2 separate regions of the Homo sapiens genome follow, and region 1 is linked to region 2. The links are chromatin loops, found by intact Hi-C in ENCODE. Cell type or tissue: sigmoid colon. All regions are shown on one strand. Each heading gives the region's core, and the rest is flanking DNA. Links, peaks and the distances in the headings are about the cores only. Region 1 overlaps MMD2 (monocyte to macrophage differentiation associated 2). Region 2 holds the start of PAPOLB (poly(A) polymerase beta).

Evidence for each region. Hi-C counts contacts between places; a loop is a spot of excess contacts. Peaks named below come from ENCODE experiments on the same cell type or tissue, not always from the same donor. Only the 100,000 strongest peaks of a DNase experiment are listed, where the experiment ranks them.
Region 1: a loop joins it to region 2, with 9 times the contacts of the local background. A loop is called at or near these places in 2 of 110 quality-filtered maps.

What each region holds. Positions count from the first base shown.
Region 1 is chr7:4,915,558-4,923,977 of GRCh38, reverse strand. It overlaps MMD2 (monocyte to macrophage differentiation associated 2), which reads left to right. Exons shown (of 7, transcript NM_198403.4): 3 at 3,647-3,807; 4 at 7,899-7,973. Among named protein-coding and RNA genes, the nearest start is that of RADIL, 36 kb to the right of the region's middle. In sigmoid colon, for the core only: no CTCF peak of the experiment used is centred there; no DNase peak of the experiment used is centred there.
Region 2 is chr7:4,856,918-4,865,337 of GRCh38, reverse strand. The region is part of intron 2 of RADIL (Rap associating with DIL domain); the gene reads left to right. It overlaps PAPOLB (poly(A) polymerase beta), which reads left to right and starts at 3,308. Exons shown (of 1, transcript NM_020144.5): 1 at 3,308-7,600. The coding sequence starts at 3,528. The coding sequence ends at 5,441. RefSeq lists an enhancer at 3,453-4,065. In sigmoid colon, for the core only: no CTCF peak of the experiment used is centred there; no DNase peak of the experiment used is centred there; H3K4me3 peaks cover 916 bases.

The DNA.
Region 1 (8,420 bases), core at 247-8,246, 58 kb before region 2:
CTCGTGATCCACCCGCCTTGGCCTCCCATAGGGCTGGGATTACAGGTGTGAGCCGCCGCCTTGGCCTCCCATAGGGCTGGGATTACAGGTATGAGCCGCCGTGCCCAGCCCACACTGGGTTCTAAGTTTGCATTTTCTCAGTCAGTCCCTTTTGAGCAGGTGCTCTGCTGAGCAGAGACTGGTTCTCACTGGCTCATCTCTGAAGTCCCATGCTGTGTGCATCGTAGGGGCTCGGAAAATATTTGAGAATGAACACATGATTCCCTCTTTTGCAAGGGAGGAAACTGAGGCTTGGGTGAGAGAATCTGCCCAAAGCCACAAGCTAACTCATCGACACAAGTCTACACTGCACCCCAAAAATAAAGCTCTAGGAAGAGAAGACCTGCCTTTGAATCCCAGCTCCATCATTTAGTGGCCCTGAGCCTCAGTTTCCTTATCTGTAGAATGGACATCGTAAGAGCCACTCCCAAGGGTGGCTGTGAGTGTTGCTGAAGGCACCATGTTGGCACAATGTAGGCACATTGACAAGTGTGTTTCTTTGACAGCACACTCCTGAGGAAAGAGGTGCTGAATTGGCCGGATGCAGTGGCTCACACCTGTAATCCCAGCACTTTGGGTGGCTGAGGCGGGCGGATCACTTGAGGTTGGGAGTTCGAGACCAGCCTGGCCAACATGGTGAAACCCCATCTCTACTAAAAATACAAAAATTAGCCAGGTGTGGTAGTATGCGCCTGTAATCCCAGCTACTGAGGTGGCTGAGGCAGGAGAATCACTTGAACCCAGGAGGCAGAGGCTGCAGTGAGCCAAGATTGTGCCACTTTACTCCAGTTGAGTGCAGGACAGAATGAGTGAAACTCGTTTACAAAAAAAAAAAAAGTGCTGAATTGATTCTGCCATCATACCTGGGAGAAGCTGTGAGGCTGGGGACAAAAACCTATTTATGATCTCCTCTGACCACTGATGCTATAAACACAAGGCATATTCATAGTCCAGCAGGCTCCAGGAAGTGGGTGACTGAGTCACAGGTACCAGGCCCCTGCTGTTAACTTATTCATTTGTTGGATGCTCCCTCAGTTAGCACCTATGAGCACAGGGTGAGGGCAGGGTGATGGGCATGTATCATTTCATTCCTGAGGACATGTCCTGTGCTCACAGGTTTGTGGAATGAATGAATGAGTGAGAGAGGAACTCAATGAATACTAGGCATGGTAGGTGATCGCAAAATAGCACAAACTAGGAGCCAGGCGCAGTGGCATGTGTCTGTGGTCCCAGCTACTCAGGAGGCCAAGGCAAGAGGATCATGTGAACCCAGGATGTCGAGGCTGCAGTGAGCTATGATTGTACCACTGCACTCCAGCCTGGGCAACAGAGAGCGATTCCATCTCTAAAAAAAAATGTATATATATTTTAAAATAGCACAAAACATAATTGGAGTCTACAGCCTAATGAGAAGCATGTCCCCAAATTATGAAGTAGCATGGATAGCTGCTGTTTATTTATTTTTTTTTAAATGGAGTCTTGCTGGGACTACAGGTGTGCGCCACCACGCCTGGCTAATTTTTGTATTTTTAGTAGAGATGGGGTTTCGCCCTGTTGACCAGACTGGTCTCAAACTCCTGGCCTCAAGGGATCTACCTGCTTCAGCCTCCCAAAGTGCTGGGATTACAGGCATGAGCCACTGCACCTGGCCAGTTTTTGTTTATTTTTTTAAGATGATGTAATAAGATTGATGAAAGTGATTTCTTTTTTTCTGAGATGGAATCTCTCTCTGTCACCCAGGCTGGAGTATGGTGGCGTGATCTTGGCTCTCTGCAACCTCCGCCTCCTGGGTTGAAGCGATTCTCCTGCCTCAGCCTCCCAAGTAGCTGGAATTACAGACGCATGCCACCATGCCTAGCTAATTTATGTATTTTTAGTAGAGAGGGGGTTTTACCATGTTGGCCAGGCTGGTCTTGAACTCCTGACCTCAGGTGATCCTCCTGGCCTCAGCCTCCCAAAGCGCTGGGATTACAGGTGTGAGCCACCGCACCCGGCCAGAAATGATTTTTTAAAGTTATAATTCCATCCCCTACAGCAAGGCTTCTATCTTCCCTGTTGATGTTCAGTCTGCCATACGCAGATGGACATGTGGGTGGCTGAAGGCCTCTTATTAAGGAGCCATCCCATTCTGGTGCATTGCTGTTGACCTGTCCCCATCCGGCGCCCAGCCTGGGTGTCGGGGAGGCTAGCGGGATACCTCTTTCCTTTGGGACTCACCTGGGCTGATCTTGCAGGCAGATTGCGTTCAGTGAGTCCTGGAGGATGCACACGGTAGGGGCTGAATTCCCACCTGCCTACTTTTTTTTTTTTTTTTTTTTGAGACAGAGTCTTGCTCTGTCGCCCAGGCTGGAGTGCAGTGGCGCGATCTGAGCTCACTGCAATCTCCACCTCCTGGGTTCAAGCAATTCTCCTGCCTCAGCCTCCTGAGTAGCTGGGATTACAGGTGCGCACCACCATGCCTGACTAATTTTTTGTATTTTTCAGTTGAGACGGGGTTTCACCATATTGGCCAGGCTGGTCTCGAACTCCTGACCTCGTGATCTGCCCGCCTCGGCCTCCTAAAGTGCTGGGATTACAGGTGTGAGCCACCGCACCTGGCCGCCATCCACTATTTAAACCTGTTTACAAGCTGAATGGTACCTGGGCGCCTGTGCTGCTTAGGGCTGGGCTCTTCCTTCAGGGCAGTCCAAGCAGATGAGGTCAGGACATCAGTGGTGATGATGGGTCACATGTGGCACATCATACTTCTCTGTGTGGTGGCCCAGAGAGGGGCTGGGATGTGGTGGGGATGGCCACTCTCTGGGACGTGGTCTTTGACCATTTCATACATGGACCCCTTTGAGAATTGAATCAAAGATCTAGACCTGCACTGTCCAGGTTGGCAGCCACTGGCCCCACATGGCTGTTGAAATTGACACCTGAGGCTGGGCATGGTGGCTCACGCCTATAATCCCAATCCTTTGGAGGCCAAGGTGGGAGGATAGCCTGAGGTCAGGAGTTCAAGACCAGCCTGGGCATTATAGCCAGACCCCACCTCTATAAAAAATATAAAAATTGGCCAGTCGTGGTGGTGGGTGCCTGTAGTCCCAGCTACTTGGGAGCCCAAGGTGGGAGGATCACTTGAGCCCAGGAAGTTGAGGCTGTAGTGAACTGCGATTGCACCACTGCACTCCAGCATGGGGGACAAGACAAGGAAGGACGGAAGAGAGAAAGGGAGGAAGGGAGGGAGGGAGGGAGGGAGGGAGGGAGGAGAGAGGGAGGAGGGAAGGGGAAGAAAGAAAGAGGAAAGGAAAAGAGAAAGAAAAGAAAAAAAGGAAAGGAAAGGGGAAAAGGGAAAGGAAAGGAAGGAAAGAAGAGAGGAAGGAAGGAAGGCTGGAAGGAAAGAAGGAAAGGGAAAGGAGAGAGGGAGGGAGGGAAGGAAGGAAGAAAGGAAATTTACACCTGAATCCCTTAAAGTGAAATAAAATGATTCCGTTCTTCAGTGGCACTGACCACATTTCAAGAGCCGAGTGCTGCCACGTTGGGCAGCTCAGCCGGGGAAGGGGCAGGAGGTGTGCTCTGAGCCACCCAGCTGCTGCACCTGTCCCTGCCGTCCCTGCCCCTCCAGTTCTGGATCATCCCCAGCATCCTGGGCAGCTCCAACCTCTACTTCCTGTCGGACGATGACTGGGAGACCATCTCTGCCTGGATCTACGGCCTCGGCCTCTGCGGCCTCTTCGTGGTGTCCACTGTGTTTCACACCATCTCCTGGAAGAAGAGCCACCTCAGGTGCCTCCCGCCCAGAGGGGACCCATGCCGGGTAGGGGGTCGGGGCAGGGGGACCCATGGCAGCCCGGGGGGTGAACCAGGATATCCGGTCTGCCTGGTGACATTCTCCACTGAGCTGGGAGGGGCTGGGCTGGGCGACTTTGCAGGAGGCTGGCTTTGCAGGAGGCACAAGCCCTGCCTTAAACAGGCTGCGGTTGAGTCTCTTCAGGGCGGACCACCTCGCCCACGGGAGCCTGGTTTGCTCACTTTTTTTGTTGTTGCTTTTTGTTTTTTCTGAGATGGAGTCTCACTCTGTAGCCCAGGCAGGAGTGCAGTGGCGCTATCTCAGCTCATTGCAACCTCCGCCTCCTGGGTTCAAGCAATTCTCCCGCCTCAGCCTCCCGAGTAGCTGGGACTACAGGTATGCACCACCACGTCCAGCTAATTTTTGTATTTTTTTGGGGGGTGGGTAGAGATGGGGTTTCGCCATGTTGGCCAGGCTGGTCTCGAACTCCTGACCTCAGATGGTCCACCCACCTCGGCCTCCCAAAGTGTTGGGATTACAGGTGTGAGCCACTGTGCCTGGCCAACTTGTTTTCTTTTTTGTTTGTTTGTTTGTTTTTTGAGAAAGAGTCTCAATCTGTTGCCCAGGCTGGAGTGCAGTGGTACAGTCTCAGCTCACTGTAGCCTCCACCTCCAGGGCTCAAGCACCTCCTGCCTCAGCCGCCTGAGGAACTGAGACCACAGGTGTGTGCCATCATGCCTGGCTAATTCTTGTATCTTTTTGTAGAGATGGGGTTCCACCATGTTGCCCAGGCTGTTCTCCAACTCATGGGCTCTAGTGATCCACCTGCTTCAGCCTCCCAAAGTGCTGGAGTTTCGGAAATGAGCCTTCACGCCTGACTTGTTTTGCTTGCTTCTGAGAGGACCAAGAGAAAAGCCCTTGCTGGCTGCAGGGTGGTCACGACGGGCCAGCTCCCCTCTGGGCTTCGTTCCAGGCATGCTACAGGCGCCATTCCCTAATCTTTCTAATAATTCTGCAATGCAGGCACTAGAATCCCTGATATTACAGTTTTGATTTTTATTTTTTTTTGAGATGGGGTCTCACTCTGTCACCCAGGCTGGAGTGTGATAACATCATCTCGGTTCACTGCAGCCTCCACCTCCAGGGCTCAAGCGATCCTCTTATCTCAGCCTCCCGAGTAGCTGGGACTACAGGCATGCACCACCTCATCTAGCTAATTTTATGTATTTCTTGTACAGATGGGGTTTCATCATGTTGCCCAGGCTGGCCTTGAATTCCTGGGCTCAGGCGATCTGCCCTCCTTGGCTTCCCAAAGTGCCGGGATTACAAGTGTGAGCCACTGTGCCTGGCTAGTTTTGATTAAAAAAAAAAAAATTACAGGCCAGGCAAGGTGTCTCATGCCTGTAATCCCAGCATTTTGGGTGGCCGAGGTAGGAGGATCACTTGAGGTCAAGAGTTTGAAACCAGCCTGGCCAACATGGTGAAACCCTGTCTCTCCTAAAAATACAAAAATTAGCCAGGCACTGGGGCTGGCACACACCTGTAATCCCAGCTACTCAGGGGGCTGAGGCACGAGAATTGCTTGAACCTGGTAGGCGGAGGTTGCAGTGAGTCTAGATAGTGCCACTGCACTCCAGCTAAGGCAACGGAGTGAGAATCTGTCTCAAAAAAAAAAAAAAAAAAGAAAGAAAGAAAAGAAAAAGAAAAGAAACCTTATTTGCTCAAGGTTGCATAGCAGCCACATTCAACTCAAGCTGACTCTGGGAATCCAGGCCCCCCATAAAGCTATATGCCACTCCCTTTAATTTCTAGGAAGACATGCAGTTGAGCCGTGCATACAATCATTAGTCAAATTTGTTCAGGGCTGCACTTTGCTAGACAGAGCCACAGTTTGTACTGGTCAGTGATTGCTTTGTAACCAAGTATCCCAGAGCACTATGGCTTAAAATAACAAGAAACACTTACTCTGTCTCAAATAAGAGTTTGAGAGCTTTAGCTGTGTGGCTCCAGTCTGTGCTGTTTCCTGTAGTCAGAGGCTGGCTGGGGCTGCTGTCATCTGATGGCTTGACTGGGGCTGGAGGCTCTAAGCTCCCTCACTTGGCTGGTGAGCTAGTGCTGGGTTGTAGTGTGGCTGTCTTCACAGCCACATGGGAGCTTGTTTTCCCCAAACTTAGCGACTTAATAGAACAAGGCAGAAGCTGTAATGTCTTTTATGATCTGGCCTCAGGAACCACACACCATCATTTCTGCAATGTCCTATTTGTTCCCTGAGTTTACCTTATTTGTTTTGGGAGGGGAGGGTCCCAGTGTGTGAATACTAGGGGCTTGACTCATTGGCACCATTGTGGAGGCTGGCACCATTCCAGTCCCATGTATTGAGGGTTATCGCTCACTATACAAGGTGAGGTCATCATAAAAATGGTTGGTGTTTATTTATTTATTTTTATTATTTATCTATTTTTTATTTTTTTTTTGAGACAGAGTTTCACTCTTGTTGCCCAAGCTGGAGTGCAGTGGCATGATCTCGGCTCACTGCAAGCTCCGCCTCCCAGGTTCATGCCATTCTCCTGCTTCATCCTCCCAAGTAGCTGGGACTGCAGGTGCCCACCACCACGCCCGGCTAATTTTTTGTATTTTTAGTAGAGACGGGGAATGTTTTGTATTTTTTGTAGAAACAGGGTTTCACCATGTTAGCCAGGCTGGTCTCAAACTCCTGACCTTAGGTGATCCACCCACCTTGGCCTCCCAAAGTGCTGGGATTACAGGCATGAGCCACCATGCCTGGCCAAAACAGCTGGTATTTATTGAGCACTTACTATGTACTGTGCTGGGTATTAGCTAATTTAATCCTCCCCACAGCCCCGTGTCAGGTTGCTGGCATCCTCCGTGTTTTACAGAGAAGGAAGCTGAGACCTAGAGCGAATAGGTAACTTGCTCAAGGTTATGTACTCCTGAAGTGTAGAGCTGGAATTCGAACCCAGGCCTTTTGGCTCCACAGCTTGGATCCGAACCACTAAGCTCTTCTAGCATTAGAATGTCAGCTCCCAGACAGTCTTGAGGGGCACGTAATTTAGTAGTTTTTGCACTTTTTTTTTGAGACAGGATCTAGCTCAGTTGCCCAGACTGGAGTGCAGTGGCACAAACATGGCTCACTGCAGTCTCCACCTCCCAGGGTCAAGAGATCCTCCTGCCTCAGCCTCTGGAGTAGCTAGGCCTACAGGCACACACAATTATGCCTGGCTGATCTTCCTAATTTTTAGTAGAGATGAGGTCTCACTGTGTTGCCCAGGCTGGTTTCCAACTCCTGAGCTCAAGCAATTCTCTTGCCTCAGCCTCCCAACGCTCTGGAATTACAGGTGTGAGCCACTCCATCTGGCCATTTTTGCACTTTGTCCACAGAATTCTTTCCCCATTATAAATCTTTGGAAAAACCCAGTATATAAAGCAGAAATGCACAGTGGCTCTGATTAAAGTAGGGGAGGATGGCCAGGTGCGGTGGCTCACGCTTGTAATCCCAGCACTTTAGGAGACCGAGGCGGGTGGATCACTGGAGTTCAGGAGTTTGAGACCAGTCTGGCCAACATGGCGAAACCCCGTCTCTACTAAAAATACAAAAACTAGCTGGGCATGGTGGCAGGTGCCTGTAATCCCAGCTACTTGGAAGGCTGAGGCAAGAAAATGGCTTGAATCCGGGAAGCGGAGGTTGCAGTGAGCTGAGATCGTGCCACTGCACTCCAGCCTGGGAGACAGAGCAAGACCTTATCTTAAAAAAAAAAAAAAAAAAAAAAAAAAAAAGTGGGACGGAGGATGTTCAATCCTTACCTGTAGGGGCGCAAGGCCCTCAGTGGGACCCCCGAGGCAAGGTGTCTCCATGCAGCCCCTAGGGTGATAAGGAGCCTGGTTTGAAGACCACTGCTCTGGTCACTTACAGATGGGGATTCTGAGGGCCAAGGGGTCTTGGCTGGACAGAGGAGCCCAGCCCTGCTAACCTGTAGGCAGGCACGATCAGTCCAGGGCACGGCTCTGGGGGCACTGGCCCTTCCCTGCTGTGCAGGGGCTGTGACTGCCGGCTTCTCTGCCGCCCTAGGATGGTGGAACACTGTCTACACATGTTCGACCGGATGGTCATCTATTTCTTCATAGCGGCTTCCTACGCACCCTGGTGAGTACCGTCCCGCCGCCCAGCAAACCCTTGGCGGCCTTTCTTTTCATTGTTTGAATTTATTTTTCTATTTGGCTGGGTAATGTGTTGACTTGGCACAAAGGAGTTAGGTTAAAAGCTTCCCGCCACCCTTTTTTCCTTCCTGGAAGCAGCTACTTATACCCACTTTCCTGTGTTATTTTATGCAGAAAATAACTCACTTCTTGAGTTATTTTATGCAGAAAAAGCAAATATATACATTGTTTTTTTTTTTTCTGAGAATTCTGAGACAGAATCTCACTCTGTCACCCAGGCTAGAGTGCAGTAGCGAGGTCTTGGCTCACTGCAACCTCTGCCTCCCTGGTTGAAGCGATTCTCCTGCCTCTGCCTCCCGAGTAGCTGGGATTACAGGCACGCGCCACCACGCCCAGCTAATTTTTGTATTTTTAGTAGAGACGGGGTTTCACC
Region 2 (8,420 bases), core at 68-8,067:
TACAATATTGTATTCTTGCAGGGCCATCATTGTATATATGGTCTGTTGTCCAAAATGTCATAATGTACATGACTGCAACTACAAGTTGTTTTATGTGCTATGAAAAAGAAGCACATGTGCTCATTTGGAATGGGGGGTGAGGGAAATTCACTCTCAAGAGGTGAAATGTAAGCCAGTCTCAAAGATGACAACACACCAACCAGGTAGAGAGCAGTGGGCAGTCGGTGGGGCAGGAAGAGCATTCTGGTCAGACAGAACAGCATTGTGTGAAGATCCAGGGATGAGAGAGAATGAAGCAAAGGCAGGCACTGCAAGAAGGCCATTGCAGCTGGTGCAGAGGGGAAAGTTGCAGAAGGTGCGGCTAGACAGATAGTTGGGGAAAAGATCTACCTGGCTTGTTATGTATTTTGGATTTTACACTGTGTATAATGGGAGGTCATTGGAGGGATTAAAAGATGACTCTGGCTCCTAGGTAGAGAATACTTTGAAAAGGTCAGTAATAGGAGATTAATTTAGTTGTTGTAGAAGTTGAAATGAGAGTTGATGGTGGCTTGGACTAGAGTTATAAGGGAACAGGTAGAAAGCAGTAGAGGGATTTTAAGTATATTCTGGAGGTGAAATCAACAGAACTTGTAAATGAATTGGATGTTGAGGATGCAAAACAGGGAGGTGTCCAGAATGACTCCCAGGTTTCTTGTATCAAGAGTTGGGTAGAAAGAGATGTCATTTCCTAAAATGGAGACTACTGAGAGAGAAGCAAACTGTGGGAGGATGAGTTAGAGTTCTCTTTAAACTATGTTAAGTTAAAGGCATCCAAATATAGGTGGCAACCACAGGCAGTCAGATAATATGGATCTGGAGTTCAGAAGAGAGTCTGATTAAAATATGAATTAATCTGTAAGTAAGTGGTATTTAAAGCTGTGGAAATCAGCAGATTAACCAGGCAGTGAATGTACATGCAGTGAGGAGAAATGAGGGCTTAGAATGGAAACTGGAGGAACTCCCAACATTTAGAGGTCAAGTAAAGGAGGAGGAATCAGCAAATTTGACTGAGGACTGGCCAGACATGTGGAAGACAAAGAGTATGGTGTCGCAGAGGCCAAGATGAAGCTACCATAGGTCAAAGAAGATGGAAATCATTGGGGTCATGGGTTGGGCAACATGGAGGTCACCAAAGACCTTGCTGATAGCTGTTTTTGAGCATGTAAGCCAATGTTGAAATGGATTAAAAAGAAGGTATTTATATTTCTGGCAATATATGGGATTAATTATCCCAGAAAATCTTTCTATGTAAAGTGCCTGGAAATGTTGGATAAATATAAGAAATCATTTTTTTGAATGCATAGCTGAGTACCCAGGAAAATAAAGGAAGTCTCTAGGGCTGGAAGAAAAAGGGATACCTTGAAACCTCAGGATTGTAGCTGATTCTGAAACTAGAACCGCCCTAGAGGCATTGGCCAGTCTTGGAAACTGAGAAACTTAAGTTTAGCAGCTGTCCAAGAAGAGACAGAAAGCTCTTGGGACCTTAAAAGGTAGGGAGTTAGAATTGAGACCCCTCCAAATACAATTGGAATCCTCAAAGGGTGACACATTGAGTGAAAAAATGGAGTAAGAAGAATCTGCTACCTGGTGAAAGGAGATGGCAAAGGAAGTTCTCTCTCTTGACTTGGGTGGGAAAAACTAAAGACTGTTCCTTAAAAATGAAAACCACATGTCCTCTTACATGTATTTGGGGTTCAAAGTTGCACCATCTAGATGTTGTGGATAATCCCTGGATAAGAAATTACACTGACTGCAATTCTATAGTGTACAAGAACATCTACTGGAAACAAAGCAAATCCTCTTTGGAAGGACACAGCGTCTACACAGGCATTCCAAGCTTCACCAGAAATGAGCTCACAATCCAAAATTACAAGACCCAAGAGGTAATACCACTCTGAGTTCTTGGATAACAACAAACTATACAGTTTCTCAAGAGCATTCGGAATTAGAATAATTAGTTATAGAGTACTAAATAAGTATGTTTAACACGTTTAAAGAAATAAAAGGTAGGGGGAAAAACATGAAAGAACAGAATGCCATCTAAAAGGCAGAGAAGCTTGGAAAAGAACAAAATAGTGAAATATAAGTATTTAAGTGGATATTTCAATGATGCTTAAACAGCAGACTAAATACAACTGAAGAGAGGACTTGGAGGTAATCTGGCATCACCCAGAAAGACACACGGCTTAAGAGACATGGAGGACAGAGTGAGAAGGTTGACAACGTGTCTAGATGAAGAGAATCAGGAGACAAGTGGGAGAACATATTCCCAGGAAGTGCCCAAGAAGCTTCTGGAGATCATAAAAAGCATGACTTCTGATTCGGGAATCATAGTGTATCCTGGGTAAGATTATATTTTTTATTTTTTATTTTTATTTTTAATTTTATTTTTTTTTTTGAGACAGAGTTTCACTCTTGTTGCCCAGGCTGGAGTGCAATGGTGTGATCTTGGCTCACCGCAACCTCTGCCTCTCAGGTTCAAGCAATTCTCCTGCCTCAGCCTCCCGAGTAGCTGGGATTACAGGCATGCACCACCACGCCCGGCTAATTTTGTATTTTTAGTAGTGACGGGGTTTCTCCATGTTGAGGCTGGTCTCCAACTCCTGACCTCAGGTGATCTGCCCGCCTCGGCCTCCCATAGTGCTGGGATTACAGGCGTGAGCCACTGCGCCCAGCCTGGGTAAGATTATTAAAGAGAAATCTATGCCTGGACACACAGTGGTGGGATCACAGGGCACTAGGGACAGACACTTTTATAGCTGCCATAAGAAAAGACAGACGAGCAGTAGTTCACCTAGCTGCGGAATTCTCAACGGGAACCAGAGGACAGCAGTATCGCGCCCTTAAAGCATGGCCAGAACACAAATGTCGACCTCGAAATGCTGCCCCAGCTAAACCAATGTCCAGCAACGGCCCAAGAAACAAGACAGAAGCTGCTTTCCACCGCGGGTTCCCACCACGAAGGGGTCTTTGGACTTCCAAAGGGTGCACGCTAGGGTGAAGAGTGCTGAGGGTGCCCCCAAAAAGGATGCACATCTGCGATGTCAAGGGACTTGGAGAGCAAAGAATTAGATGGGTAAAGTTGGGCAAATATGTAAAATAGTGGCAATAAAGGGTTGAGTTTGGCCGGTCATCAACAACGTGAATCCTGCCCACCCCCATGTATAGCCCCCCGCGCAGCGGTAGGAGCCCCAGCCCAGAACGCTGTGGCTCCCGTGAGCCCTCGCGCTGGCGGCGGGTGCGCAGGCGCCCGCGCGTGTACGGTAGGTTCTGGAACGCAGCCGCTGAGGGGTCTGGCGCCATGTTGGGGCTGAGGGGAAGGAGGAGAAGCTCCTGAAGCGGCGGGCGCGCAGCGGGAGTGGGAGTGGGGTCGGACCAGGGCAGCTAGAAGCCCTGCCCTTCCGCCTCAGCGGATCATGACCCGGGCGGCGGCCGCGAAGGTCGCGGTGGTGGGGGACGTGCCCTGGCGGGGCGGGCGCTGAAAGATGATGCCGTTTCCGGTGACAACCCAGGGACCACCGCAGCCGGCGCCGCCGCCGAATCGCTACGGCGTCTCCTCGCCTATCAGTCTAGCGGTCCCCAAGGAGACGGACTGCCTCCTCACCCAGAGGCTAATAGAAACCCTCAGGCCCTTCGGGGTCTTCGAAGAGGAAGAGGAACTGCAGCGCAGGATTTTAGTTTTGGAAAAATTAAATAATCTGGTAAAGGAATGGATACGCGAAATCAGTGAAAGCAAGAGTCTTCCCCAGTCTGTAATTGAAAACGTTGGAGGAAAGATTTTTACGTTTGGCTCTTACAGATTAGGAGTACATACGAAAGGCGCAGATATTGACGCCTTGTGCGTTGCACCAAGTCATGTGGATCGAAGCGACTTTTTCACCTCATTCTATGCTAAACTGAAACTACAGGAGGAAGTGAAAGATTTAAGGGCTGTCGAGGAGGCATTTGTGCCAGTTATCAAACTGTGTTTTGATGGGATAGAGATTGATATTTTATTTGCAAGATTAGCACTACAGACTATTCCAGAAGATTTGGACTTAAGAGATGACAGTCTACTTAAAAATTTAGACATTAGATGCATAAGAAGCCTTAATGGTTGCCGGGTAACCGATGAAATTTTACATCTAGTGCCAAACATTGACAACTTCAGGCTGACTCTGAGAGCCATCAAACTGTGGGCCAAGTGCCACAATATCTATTCCAATATATTAGGTTTCCTCGGAGGTGTTTCCTGGGCCATGCTAGTAGCAAGAACTTGTCAGCTTTATCCAAATGCAGTAGCGTCAACTCTTGTACGGAAATTCTTCTTGGTATTTTCAGAATGGGAATGGCCAAACCCAGTGTTACTGAAGGAGCCTGAAGAACGGAATCTTAATTTGCCTGTATGGGACCCAAGAGTAAATCCCAGTGATAGGTACCATCTTATGCCTATCATCACACCAGCATACCCACAGCAGAACTCCACATACAACGTGTCTATTTCAACCAGGATGGTCATGATTGAGGAGTTTAAACAGGGGCTTGCTATCACACACGAGATTTTGCTAAGTAAGGCAGAGTGGTCCAAACTCTTTGAAGCTCCAAGCTTCTTTCAAAAGTACAAGCATTATATTGTACTTCTGGCAAGTGCATCAACAGAAAAACAACATTTAGAATGGGTGGGCTTGGTGGAATCAAAGATCCGAATCCTGGTTGGGAGCTTGGAGAAGAATGAATTTATTACACTGGCACATGTGAATCCACAGTCATTTCCAGCACCCAAAGAAAATCCTGATATGGAAGAATTTCGTACAATGTGGGTGATTGGGTTAGGGCTAAAAAAGCCAGATAATTCTGAAATTCTCAGCATTGATCTCACCTATGATATCCAGTCTTTCACAGATACTGTTTATAGGCAAGCAGTGAATAGTAAGATGTTTGAGATGGGTATGAAAATTACTGCAATGCATTTAAGAAGAAAGGAACTTCACCAGCTGCTGCCTCATCATGTGCTTCAGGACAAGAAAGCACACTCAACAGAAGGTAGAAGATTGACAGATTTGAACGACAGCAGCTTTGACTTGTCTGCAGGCTGTGAAAACAGCATGTCTGTGCCTTCATCTACTAGCACTATGAAGACAGGCCCATTGATTAGCAGTTCTCAGGGTAGAAACAGTCCTGCCTTGGCTGTAATGACAGCATCTGTGGCTAACATACAGGCTACTGAATTTTCCTTGCAACAGGTGAATACCAATGAAAGTTCAGGGGTTGCATTAAACGAAAGTATTCCTCACGCTGTCTCTCAGCCTGCCATTTCTCCATCACCAAAGGCCATGGTCGCCAGAGTTGTTTCTTCAACATGTCTCATAAGCCATCCAGACCTTCAGGAAACTCAGCAACAAACATATCTAATCCTATAGTTGGAGTCTAGAGGATATTCTTGCCTCATAAAGAAGAAAGGACCAAGAAAACCAAAACGGAAGAGGAGAAACTCAATACAAAGACAAGTACAACTCCATTAGAAAAATTCAGACAGCATCTTCTCTATTGGCCTCTCAGGGAACATCAGTATAGATCTTTCCGGTATCCCTGTTCTCCCTGCAAATCCAATTCCTGTTATCAAGAATTCAGTAAAACAGGTTGAATGGTTAAAAACAACCTCAAGGGTCCATGAACAATATCTGCCAACTGAACCTGTTGTCTTCAAATACTAAGGAAGGAGAATGAGGGGTACGGGACTAGATATGACTTGAAATAGATTGAGGCTCATTTGGTAACTTCCTTTACTGAGCCAGTCTTGATCAGAAGTCCACATTAGTATGTGACAGCTAGAGGTACTGTTATTAATGTATCAGCAACAGTTACATTAACTATTTCAAAGGACTACTGCCCTTAAAATGAAAAAACCTTTCAGCTATGTTTGTACCCGTGACTGACATCTGGACTGGATTTATGCTTGATGCATTGTTGGGAAAATATGCAATACAAACTGGTATCAGAATTCCTTATACTGATGAGGCACTTTATATTTTTTATTAGAAAGTAGAACTAATTTTAGATTTTTCAAATTGGTGAATTTTATTTTTCCCTGAAGAGGTTTCTTCACTATTAATCTTAAAATTGGATACCATTGTGCAGCGGTGTACTGTACTTCAGAGAAAGCATAAAAGTACATCTAGCTCAGTCCCTATGAGGTAGCTGTAACCCTTTAAAATGAAATGTCAACTTTAAGGTATGTTTTTGACATCAACCATTAGTAGGTCTTTGGTTTTGATGGCACACTATGGAGAAAGGACACACTGGTTTTAATCTGTAGAACTGTTTTAGAGTAATTAGCAATCAAACATTTTCTTTGAGCTATCAAAGCTCCATATTCTCTTGTCCTCAATCATTAGTCCTAAAACAAAAAAGCTTTTTGCCTCCCTCTCTTCTCTTTGCCTGTATGCACACAGTATGCTTATGTGTCATTTCACAAGAAAAAAGGAATAATATTCTCTAAACCATGATGTGAAACTGACAATCCTGTGGCCACATGGCACAAAACACCAAATATTGGTTATGATGAAACACCACATTTTAGCAAAACTTTACTAAATGTAATGTCTATGAGATATGTTTCTGATCTTGGATGACCATTTGATCACTGCATATGAGAAGTTTTGTTCATTCCACAGAATACCTCCTTATAGGAAAGTTAATTTCCAATTGCACACATAAGCAAAAAGGCATTTTCTTCAAGAATTTTAAACACTTTTATTTTTAAACGATTTATCAAAATTCATCTCTAAATTTTACATGTAGAAACATAAAAAAGTAATTTCTAGCAAGCACTTGACATCTTACTGGCTTTCTGCTCTTTTAGTCTACAAAAGATCAGCAATACTTTAAGTTAAAAAAAATCTCATAATTAAGCAGTAGAGCATCTATGATTAGGAAATGTGAGGGGCAACAGATGTGAATGAATGAAAGTTGAGTCTTTCTTAATCTAGACAGCAAACTTAACAGGCTTTCCAATTAGCCTTGCTTTAACCCCTCCCGTCCCTCCTCTAACTCTGCACTTTTCATGTTAAACTGCAATTACTTAAACTCTTTTCCTGTCCTGCATTAATTTTCCAAAGTTGGAATATAGTCATGTCCTTTTATGCTGTAGAGACTTTTCTTTCACCATTACTTTCTGATATCTAGTACACAGTATTTCTTTTTCTCACATCTTTGCCGTTTCACCACAATAATAAATCGGGTGAAGTGTGCACAATATCTGTATTTTGAATGGCTATGGCGTTAGGTTGAAATGGCCAGGCACAAATTTAGTCTGGTCATTTTGTTTACACATTGGGAAAAAAATTAGTTTATTAAACATTACCTGTAACTGTGTCTGTTTTACCAAGCTGGAACCTTGGGACTTTTTATTTCTAATTTTTATTACCTGAATGTCAGACCATTTTTTCATGTGATGTACCTAGTGAGTGGAGTTTGCTTTGTTTTATGGTATCTGTACTCCTGGTATATTCAAGCACTGTTTTGAAAACAGATGACTTATTTCTCCATTAAAAATGCAATAAAAATAAATGGCAAACAAGCAAAGTGAAACTAAAATACTGGACAATAGTACGATTTAAATCTAAGATATGAATTCAGATGTACTTACATTGTTCTGAAGGAGGGTAGAGTCACTGATGAACCTTTCGATCTTACTAAGTCTAGAACGTAGTAATGTTTAGGGAAACATGAAAAGGTTAAAATTTCAAGTAAGTAAAAGTAAAAAATGAAGTTAAGCTGAATCCAGAAGAAGGCAGGAAAGAAAGGGGGAAAGCATACAAAAAAATAGAGTAAAAAGAAAACACGATCTATGGTCATGGAAATGAAACCAAGTATAACTGTCACTACAATAAATGGACCAAACTTCCTGATTAAAAAAGGCAGAGATGGTCAGATTCCACGGGAAAACCAAGTCCAACTGTATGCTGTTTTACTTAAAAGAGACACAACCAAAATAAAAGAATGGAAAAAAGGCACGCTAATGAAAAGAAGCTGGGATAATAACAACATTATTCAAGTAGGTGTCAGAGCAAAAATAATTATTAAGGGCAAGAGCACCATGCATTAATGATAGAAGTCCTACAGCATCAGGAACATTTAATGATTTAAAACTTGTCTGCACCTAATAACTCAGCCTCAACATAAAATAACAAAGATGAACAGAAATTGTTAAATGTGTCATTATCATAGAAGATTTCAAAACAGCCTTTCATTAATTGATATCAAGCAGATAAAAATAGAAGGGAAACAGTTTTTGAACACAGTCCGGTGTAGTGGCTGGTGGACTTTTCGCATTAAGGACCAGATAGTAAATATTTTCAGCTTTGTGAAGCCATCCGGTCTCTGTCACAGCTACTTAA